2 separate regions of the Homo sapiens genome follow, and region 1 is linked to region 2. The links are chromatin contacts, found by Hi-C in ENCODE. All regions are on one chromosome and are shown on one strand. The core of a region is the stretch at or near the end of the contact, and the rest is flanking DNA. Distances in the headings are between cores, read along the strand shown.

Region 1 (5,435 bases), core at 2,445-4,944, 50 kb before region 2:
TGTTGTTGTTCTGCATGGATGTCTTAAGCATTGCAAGATGTTTAACAGCATCTCTGAATTCTACCCACAAGATGCCAGCAGCATCCCCCAGCATGACCACCAAAAATGTCATTAGACACTGCCAAATGCCCTCAGGGGGTGAAATTGTCCCGGGTTTAGAGCTACTGGTGCACACTCTTTTATCCCATCTGCTTCTTAGAAGGACCGCAGAGGCAGCGTCATTAGCCTCATCTTATTGATGAGGACAGAGATATATGGAAACGTTAAATATGTGCTGGACGACAGCTGCTGGAGAGGGGTCCTTGCCCTTCGGAATATATAGTGCAAACTGTGTTTTTAAACATGTCATTTGTTTAATACTTATACAGTTTTTATTGTACAGAAGCATTAAAATTTTATGTAGCCAATGATATCAATTTTCAGCTTATTTTAACTTTTGGTGTCATGCTTAAACTCTGCCTGACCATAAGATAAGAAAAAATTCACCTCTGATTGATTTTTTTCCAGTGTTTTATGGTTGCCTTGAACACGTATCTTGGTATCATCAAGAATTTATTTTGATGTAAGGGCATATCTATATATATAAACATGTGTTATGTGGTTATGATATTTCTTCCCTGTTAAGAGAACTGAAGGGGTAAGAACAAGTGGTATTCTCTTAAATCCTGTTATTGGGAGTTTGTCATACAACATTTCGGTAAAATTTCTTCAAATCACCTCCCTAAGGTTATGTGCACCAACAGTTGAGCCATAGGAGCTTTGGGACTGACAAAGGAGGGGGGAAAAAAACAACTTAAATGCTAGTAACATTAAGGAGTATCTACAATAAGGAAGTTGAAAGAGAAAAGAGGGCTAAATGGAAGTTACAAGGTACATAGATAAGAGGACAAGTCCAAAGAATGTAACATAATGAAAAACAAGAAGAGGGATGCTTTCACCAGAGCGATGGACTTCAAGTATCAAATGAAGGAAAGTTTCTGCTGATGGAACGTGGAAGAATACGCGTTTTGGTGTCTGAAGGGATGTTCTTGGGAGGAGAAACTTGATTAAGATAAATATTCATGTGCGTAAGGAAAATTACAGCGGCAGAGAATGAAAGCTTCTTTAACAAGAAAAGTGTTGGTGAAAGTTAAAAATGAGAAGGGGCAGTATCTGCAAAAAAAAAAAAAAAAAGGATCAAGGGGAAATTACATGGCAGCGTTTCTTAAGTCAGGCTTAAGGCGTACATGAATGAGATTTAGGGGAGCCTGTGAAACCCCTAAGATTATATTTAATTTTTGCTTATATGTATATGTTATTCTAAGGATATGGAACATACTAAATCCATTTATGAATAACTGCTGATAACTACTTGTCAGAGGACAAGATCAATGTCTGCTAATTCATAGCAGAGGAGAATGACCCAAGAGAAGGATCTAAATTGGAAAGCTGAGAGTGGCATGAGGTATTGGATGAAACAAGGTCCAAGCAGAGGTGAGGACAGATGAAGTCAAGAGTATTTCCTGGACAGAAAAGTCTAGTAGTGAGATCTCATTTGTTTTATCATCATGCTTTATTATCACCAAGAGGACAGGCTGTCCAGAAAAAGAAAAAGTTACATGTCACTATAAAAAAACAGGACAAAACAAAATAGAAAAGAACTTCACGAAAGTGATACTCTTGCTTATTTATGAAAGTTGGAAATGCTTTTTTGCTATGTTCTTTCTTTCTCTTTTGTCAAAATGTCTTCAGTCAATATATGCTGATTTTTAAAATTACATAAGACACAAGATGTTATTAAAATCAATGCATTAATGCGTTTTAGAAAATAGTTATTCTAGGGAAAATGATACAAGCAAAGTGAGGATCTTAGGAAGGTCTGTATGACGAAATATAAAAAGTTCCAGGATCAAGAGACAAACGTGGATGGCTTTGAAGCCATAGAAAGGACAGGATTATGTCAACCTAGAAAATTTGAGCTGGTCACCAACTCTGCCATGAATTGACCATGACTGTGAGTGCTCAACTCTGAGATTCTCTTTCTCTATTTATGAAATACAACACTGATATCTTCTATACAGAGTTTCTAAGTAGGTTAAATATATTATTTATATGAGTGACTTAATAAATGCACATTCTTAGAGTTCTACTAGTATCAGATTCACCTTAGCTGATATTGTTGGCCTGATAAGAGCTGCAACTGGTAGTTAATCTCTTTGACTCCCTACCATTTAAAAATAGCCCAGAAAATGATACTGAATATTTAATGTTGTGACAGAAACTTACCTTAGAAGCCAGATAGACTGCTGAACTTCTATGTTAGATATAGCTGAGCTCAAATCCCAGCTTTTCCATATATTAGCTATGTGATTGTGGAAAAATCTCTTGTGCCCAGTATTTTCACCTATAGAACAGGGATAAGAACAACCTGGGCTCAGGCTTGTTTCATCAAGTATAAAATAAGATTGCCATTAGCTGAGACAACTGGGTGGGATTAGGGGAAGGTAAATAGAATATATTGTGCATGTACAGAACCTTTATTTAAAATGTTGACATTTTGTTTACCATGGATTTTTGCACTAATTTTTATTTTTATAAAATATTGCATTAAATATTATTTACTTTAATTACTGAGATTTTTCGTATCCCTTTAAATTTGGACCCAAAGAGAGTACCTCATTCACCTCACTCTAGTCCTAGCCCTGAAGCCAACAATTAGTGAAAACGTATTAGGGTCAATCACAATACTGAGCACTGTGAGTTTACACATTTGCTTGTCAGTGAAATATTTAGCACAATATCTAGCCTAGAGTAAGGCATTATCATCTTTACCACCCATTACCATCATTATCATCATCACTACCATCAACATCACCACCATCATCACCATCACTATCATCACCATCATCACCATCATCACCACCATCACCACCATCAGCATCACCACCACTACCATCACCATCATCACCACCGTCATTACCATCACCACCATCACCATCACTATCATCATCATCATCATCACCACCATCACCATCATCACCATCACCATCACTATCATCATCATCACCACCATCACCATCATCATTACCACCACCACCACCATCATCAACAACACCATCGTAATTATCATTACCATAATAATCAACATCACCATCACCGCCATCAGCATCACCATCACTAGAATCATCATCACCACCACCGTAATCATTACTATCACCACCATCACCATCACTATCATCATCACCACCATCACCATCACCATTACCCCCACCATCACCATCGTCATCACCATCACTATAGTTATCATTACCATAATCATCATCACTACCATCATCATCATCATCACTCTCATTATGATTTTCTAAGATATCCTAAATAAATTTCCTAATATTTCCAAGTTGCAGTTACCTCATTTTTATTACAAGGCTAACATTGCCCCCTTATAAGGCGTAAAACTTAAACAAGGTCGTTTTTGTTGTTGCTATCATTAATGTTTTTGCTGATTTCAATGTATCACCTGACTCTGCAGCAAATCCAAAGAGTGCTTGTCAAGAAATCACACATTTCTAATGAACATGGAGACTAGCCCGGCAGAGAGATAAAGCAGGACCATGCTGGGTCCTGGGCTGGCTTTTGCACAACCGCCTAAGATCTTCACACAAAGAAGTATGCACTGTGCTCAGAGCTGACATTTCTGTAGTCATAAAGCTCAGTGTTGTTCCAGTTCAGGAAGCTGATGAGTCATGGGGTAGAGGCCACTGGGAGAGGAAGAGGGTTTACTCTTTTTTTTTCTTTTTCTTACCATTTTCATTACTTCTCAACTGATTTTCGATATACAACAGGAAAGGAACATAATGACCTTCTACTCACTGCCCCACCCAGAAAACCTCAAATAACTAATTGCCTTTTTTTCCTAAAATGGAAGAATTATTTCATCTGCCCGAAGGTTTTACTTCCTTCTGCTATGCTTTTGCCCGGTAAGCCTTTTAATCTTGTAAAGCACAGCCATATGAACAAACAAGGGAGAAAACAGGAAGATGGCAACTCTCCAAGTTCATCCCATTTTGAATCTCACTTGACAAACAGCGATGCATGGTTTTGATAAAGGGTATGAGGATTGTGATTTGACCTTCCTCTTGCCACTGTGTAAAATGTAAACACAGTTTACTTTCTCATAATTAAACGATATCGATTCCCCAGCAGCCCGCGAGAGGGTTGAATCATCTTTCTCCTCAATGGATGCAGCGTGATCCCTGTTATCATCTAGTTATATCCAATCAGAAGTAAACCATGACAAGCTGGGTGGGGGAATGCAGTGGCTTCCTGCTTCCAGAAGTTGTATAACTGGGGAGAAGTATCACATCTATTTTGAAAATAGTTGTTTGGTGTGTTTTTACGATACACCATGGTGTTATAATAGGTGATATCAGATTCAGTAGTTTAAAGCAAAAAGGACTTTTTTTCTCCCTTATTTAAGAGTCTAGGTTGGCAGTCCAGAATTGGAATGGTGGCTTGATGGTATTGGGGATGCATCCTGTTGCCATGCCATCTCTTCCATGTTACCCTTTTCAGCTTAATTCAAGATGATTCACCACCACGTTTGCGTTTCAGCTGAAGAAGGGAAAAACAGGAAGGGAAAATAGACTTCTTGCCTTTCAAAGGCATGGATTAATGTGCTAACATCACGCTCACTCATGTCTTAGTGGCCATCACCCAGTTCCATGGTCATACCTAGATGCAAGGTGGCTGGAGAAAGTAGTCTTTAGCTGAGTGACCACGAGCCCAGCAAAATCTGCTGTTGCAAAACGGAGGATGACTATAGCGAGATTCACTATGAGTTCTGGCCACAGTTGAGTTGAATAAATGTTTCCCCTAGAATGGAGAGAGGGTCCTAGTTGGGGTCTCTCCATCCCTGAGCCACTTGGGTTGTGATGATAATTGATAGTGATGATTAAAATGACGGGAATAAAGATAGCAGCAGTTAACATTTACTCACTTCTTGCTTTATGCCTCTTTGTACCAAGTGCTTTGTAAACATTATGCATTCTATCTTCAGGATAATCCTACAGGATCAATAGTATAATTACCCCAATTTTACCCATGAAGAAATGGAGCCGCATCAAGTTCAGAAACTTGCCCGAGGTCATGTAGCTAGTATGTGGCCAAATGAAACCCATCTGTCTCTATGTCCAAAGTTATTCTCTTAACCACTTTACTCAGGTATTAATAGTGGTCTGAAATCCTTCAGTATTTCACAAAGCTGAACTAAACTGACAAAGTTCCCCTTAACCAGATCATCTGAGCCAGCTAAGAAGTGTTTGTTTGGGGCTTGAATACTATCAACGTAGGTATCAATGGAGATTGGTAGTTTCATTTGTCAAAGACTAATACGTTTTTCTTCCTTACAAAGAACTTGATTAATTTTTAAAAAGAGGGAAAATAAGTGAATATTTATT
Region 2 (5,582 bases), core at 463-2,962:
TGTTAAGTTTCCTCCTTGAATAAAGAGTTCTTTTAAAATGTCTTTTTGTAAAATTTACTTAATTTTGTACCATTCTTATTAATTAAGGCAGATGTGTCAAAATTACATACAATAAGCAAATGGAAAAACCGAAACATCAAATTAAGATAATTATCGTAGTTAACACAGAAGTATGGATAATATCTGATTTCATGATCTAATATTTCCGTTTTTCCAGTATTATCCAAAATATCCAGTTTGCAACTATAATATTTTTTAATTCTGAAACGTTATACTCTTGACCGTCACCTCCTGGGTACACACTCTTGGTCACTCTTGTGTAAGAAATAAGTAGATAGACAGAATAAACACAGAAAATAGGAGGGAGAGAAAGCTGAAGAAATACAAATTGCCAACTGATGCATTTGACATCCAAGCAGGTAGTAGGAATAACCACCTACTCTGGTTGAGGTGTGATGGATCACTCAAGCTTAAAAATTAAAATACAAACTTGTCATTACTGACATCAACTAGCTAGCATTGACAGTAATCAGAGAGAGGAATAAGGAAGGGAGATAGCCTTAAACTTTCTTACAACATCACACACACACACACACACACACACACACACACACACACACACAGGCGTGCGCACTTATAAAGACTTTGGCCTAGTGTTATTAGCAACAATTTGATTGTATGTATCCAATCTGTTATGGCATCCTTTCTAATAAATATATATGCATTTTAAATGCAGATTCTGCTTAAAACACTTTCAACTTCACTCTAGTGATTGTATGTATAAATCATTTTGACGTTCAGTGAATTTCTAGGCATATGTATTTATGTTAGTGAACCATAAATCAGATATGTTGCCTTGAGATTTTGTTTTGTTACTGAATGAGTATGTTTTTTCTTTCTTTTTTTTGAGACAGAGTTTCATTCTGTCACCCACGCTGGAGTGCAGTGGTGTGATCTTGGCTCACTGCAACCTCCACCTCCTGGTTTCAAGCAATTTTCACGCCTCAGCCTCCTAAGCAGCTGGGATTACAGGCACAGGCCACCACGCCAGGCTAATTTTTGTACTTTTAGTAGAGATGAGGTTTTGCCATCTTGGCCAGGCTGGTCTTGAACTCCCTGGCCTCAAGTGATCTGCCTGCCTTGGCCTCACAAAGTGCTGGGATTACAGGCATCAGCCACCACACCTGGCCTAAATGAAGATTAAGCTTAATTTTATATGATGAAATAGGACAAGTTTAATCAGGGTGCTTGACTATCAATAAAATATTTCATAAGTAATATTACTACTTATGTTAGAACTTACATTTTTGAGAAGCTGCTGATGTTCTTCTTTCCATTATTCCATCCTTCCACCCTTCCCTCCCACATCCATTTATCCATCCCTCTCTTCCTCCCTCCCTCCCTCCATTCATCCATGTATCCATCCATCCATCCATCCATCTAGTCATTAATTTAATCAACAAATAGTTATGGAAATCTAGTATGTTCTACATGTTGCAAAAGACACAGGGGAGGGCAAAAGATCAGAAAGACTTATACTGTCCCCTCAAGAAGCTCAGTTGATCAGGGGAAAGAGAAATATAAAGTTATAAGACGCCAGGAGAAGTGCTATAAAATTCAGAATTACAAAACATACGGAAGGACAAAGGTGAAGACCACATCCTTCCTCCAAAGAGTCGTAGAAGAATTCACAGAGGAAATGACAGCCAAACTGTGGCCACCAAAGGAACTGAGAGTGTCCCTAGGAAATGACTCAGAGGAAGAGTCTTTAGGTAGGTATTTTATCTTGACTCTCTAACACGGTGCCTCTCCATGTGCCTAAATCACAGGAAATATTTTTTAGGATAATAATACTTTTGGCCTATCAAAACGCCTTGTGTCAATACCCTTTAAATATTCAGCAAGATGGAAGGAGCAGAGTGAAGTTTCCTTTCCTTGCAGATGGGACTTAGTATAGAAGAGGGAGTTTATCATCCTGCGGTATCTTCACAGCAAATGAGAAGGGGTGTCACCCAAAGCAAAACTAAACAACCGCGAAGAAAAAAAACACAAAATCCTTGATATGCACCACAGTAAATGCCCTAAGAAGATATTTTGTTATTATTGTTATTGTTCTTCCATCCTCGTAGAAACTACCGATGGTGCAGAAAGTCGTTTAGCACCCTGTAAGGGAAAGCTCTCGGTTTCAGTCAGTGGCCTAGGAAACATCATCTTAATATCCATTTCGTACTTGATCCAGGAGTGTTTCTGAAGACCTACACTGAGGCTTGACCAACTATGGTCCAAGAGCCAAATCTGACCCTTTGTTTTTTTGTATTAAGTTTTATTAGAACACAGTCACACCCATTTGTTTCCATATTGTCTGTGGACACTTTGGGGACTACACGGGCACAGTTGAGTGACTGCCACAGAAACTTCATGGCCCACAAAGTTGAAAATATTTACTATCTTGTCCTTTGCCAACACTTATTTACATTAAGTTCTACTTGAGAAATGTCTTTGTGTTATTAAAAGCTTTCTCTACACTGTTTTCTCCTCATGGATAACAAAAAGTATAATGACTGTTTCTATTTTTGTTTTGGCTCTCAGGAAGCTCAAAGAAAATGACAGCAATTATAAGTCAGACTGTCAGATTACCAGTATAATATATTTTCTACAGTTGCTACTGCCTACTTTAATTTGTATTTCCCCCTGTGTATTTTTTTAAAATTTCTCTTAACTACTTTATTGAGTGTTATTTATATACCTGCTTTACCTAATACCTTGTGAAATGAAGTAGGGAATGGAGAAGTTGTAAATAGATAGATAGGTACAAATGTATCAGTCTCTGTCTGTCTCTCTCTCTCTCTTTCTCTCTCTCATCAAATAAAACAAATAAATTCACAAGGGCCTATGAAGAAATATGTGTTGTTTTAGAAGGGAGCAGTAATGGGCAGGTACCCAGGGTTTCTCAACAGTGGTACTGCTGAAATTTTGGGCCAGATAATTCTGCTATGATAGGCAGTCCTGTATATTGTAGGATGTTAACACCACCCCTGGCCTTCACCCACTAGATGCTAGTCATGTTCTCCTCCCACTCCTGGTCCACACTGTCACAACAAAAAATTATCTCCAGACATTGCCAAATGTTCCCTGGGAAGCAATCCATGACCCTCACTCCAGTCTAGAAAAAGCAGCTCCCTTATGCATTCTCCCTTAATAACCTTCCTGACCAACTTCTCTGTTCTGTTGAGAGATCAACAATCCCATAAAGGAGTCCACCAAAGCCCACTACAGACACACAGTATCGGTAAACACGTTGAGTAGTAATCCATTTTCCACCAGGTTAACCAATGCCTCTGCAAGTCATACCAGAAGCCTGGGACTGGAGGATGTCATAAAACCAAATCCCATGAATGGAACTCCAAATTAGGGCCCTTCCACAGTCCGTTAATCATGCTGGACAAAGAAAGGTGTGGTTTGCCTTGTATTCTCAGTTCTCCTAAGACGATTCTCCTGATCTCTAATGACAGTAATGAATTACATAATGGCTGAGTAATGAATTGGGTTATTTCCTAAGGCTGGAGATCAAGAGACATTAAATACTTAATCTCAAGGGGACTCAGCTGATAAAGGGCTATCTGAGTGCATTCACTGCAGTGGAAGCCAGACCTGAATAAGATGCCAAGGACAACATTGCCTGGGCCCTCTTTCTCAACAGGTTGCAGAGTCAGCTGAAGCTGCTAATTGTAAAAGATGCAAGAAAATGTGAAGTTACCTCAATGATGTGGCAAGCCGATTGCTTGACAAAGAAAACTAAGTCATTATTAATAGCATTTTGTCTTGTTTCCCTCAAGCATCAAGACACTACCTTGAGAGACATCTGTGTAATTGATTGCAGCAGTCCAAATTCTATCTCAATTGATACAGCCTGAAGGGCAAGGCCAGGTTATATTTCTTTGTTCTCCAAAGTGTCTTGGACATAATAAGTGCTCAGTAAATATTTGATTGACTTGATAGGGGCTGGTGGTTTTATCCACAGATATTGCATCAGACATACATTGCCTAATAAAAGCCAACTCATCAGTCAGAGCCTCTTATGGAAGGAAGAAAGGGCCTATTTCACCCAGAAAGGAATTTCAGGGTCTTATGCGAATAATCACACCTTTTGTCATGAATTCTTCTTCCATTTGAGTCATATAAACTTTCACTATTGGATGCTTAGGTTTATATAAGAAAAGAAAAAATCATTCACTGGGATTTCAGTCATTTTGCCAAAATTAGATTTTCACAGTCTATCCTGCAAAGGGTACATTATGAGAACTGATCTAGCAATACTATCATATGTGGCTCATGATGCTAAAGGAATATATAACACATAAATATGGAAAAAGGAAATTGTGCCTTTATTTCTTCTCTATGCATGAGAAAAAAAGTCTGTAACAGAGACAATCAGAATGGAAGAATGGAAGCTCAGTAAGTGGGAGATGACAATAATTGTAAATGCTAAACTCTCAAATCAAATATATAATTAAATGTATACGATTCCAAAGTGCAATTAGTCATGCACCATAAGATTTTTTGGACACATATTGATAGTGCTAAGGCAGAGCTGTCATATTAAAATGGGAATCAATTAGCTCATTCTTAGTTAGGCATACAAATAAATTCAGCTTTTCCAAGGAGGTAATCAAGGATACGGGGTAGAGCACAGACTCTGAAGTTAAACAGAACTGAGTACGAGTCCAAGCATCACCACATTATAGCTCAGCAACTTTGAGCATTTGTACCTACAGGCAATGCAGGGTCATGGGAAGAGGGTGGATCTATTGGGAAACCTGAGTTCCAATCCCAGCATTGTAACTCATCAACTCTGTGACCTTGGGCATATCACATGTTCTCTTTAAACCTCAATTTCACATCTTTACAATGAGGTTATTTGACTTCTTCTTGGGCATCTTCCTTCTTTTATTGTTGTTATCTATTCCAGGCCAGTGCACATACAGCATGGTTCACATTGGCCACATCACAGGACCCATCATAAAATGAGAAAACTGCCAAGCAGGGCATGCCCTAGAATGCAGACGCACAAAGTACTTCTCCACCTAAATGGCACATCCGCTCAGAAAGCCAACTCTGACCCTCTTCCCTTAGGTCAAATCCTCTGGCGTGTGTTATAGTCTGTATTTCTATTACCAGAGCACTTATAACAGGATAGTTTTAAATGCCTACATAAAAAGGAAGATGATTAAAATTTACCACCCTCATATTGGCACAAGGTTAAATATAAAGACCAGGGAAAGACAGTGCGGAAATAGATCACACATATTGGTTATTTGATTTATGGCTGCAATTCAGTGACGGAAAGGGTGATCTTCTCAATACATTTTGCGGCAGCAACTGGAAAAATCATACATCTTGACCTCTACCTCACACCATACACAAAATTAACTTAAGATGAAAATTAATCATGAAACCTACGAAAAGCAAGCTTTTAGAAAACCTAGTGGAGAATGTCTGTGACCTTGGGGTATGCAAATATTTCTTAAACAGGACACAAGAAGCAATAAGCCTGATAGGAAAAATAAATAATTAGCCTTCAT

Evidence for each region. Hi-C counts contacts between places; a loop is a spot of excess contacts on that map. Pooled maps may share reads with other maps.
Region 1: a loop to region 2 is called in a map of endothelial cell of umbilical vein, with 6 times the contacts of the local background. The contact joins two enhancer-like sites. A Hi-C loop is called at or near these places in 2 of 168 maps with a recorded cell type or tissue (MCF 10A and endothelial cell of umbilical vein), 1 of 37 single-sample maps with no recorded cell type and 2 of 50 pooled maps.

The regions. Positions count from the first base shown.
Region 1 is chr16:82,994,601-83,000,035 of GRCh38, reverse strand. All of the region lies in intron 2 of CDH13 (cadherin 13), which reads right to left. Among named protein-coding and RNA genes, the nearest start is that of MIR8058, 310 kb to the right of the region's middle. Within about 2 kb of position 3,694, at least 5 of the 41 ENCODE cell types and tissues checked have a DNase peak (open chromatin) inside an H3K27ac peak, as active enhancers do; they include endothelial cell of umbilical vein, where a contact is called at or near this core.
Region 2 is chr16:82,942,046-82,947,627 of GRCh38, reverse strand. All of the region lies in intron 2 of CDH13 (cadherin 13), which reads right to left. Among named protein-coding and RNA genes, the nearest start is that of MIR8058, 260 kb to the right of the region's middle. Within about 2 kb of position 1,712, at least 2 of the 41 ENCODE cell types and tissues checked have a DNase peak (open chromatin) inside an H3K27ac peak, as active enhancers do; they include endothelial cell of umbilical vein, where a contact is called at or near this core.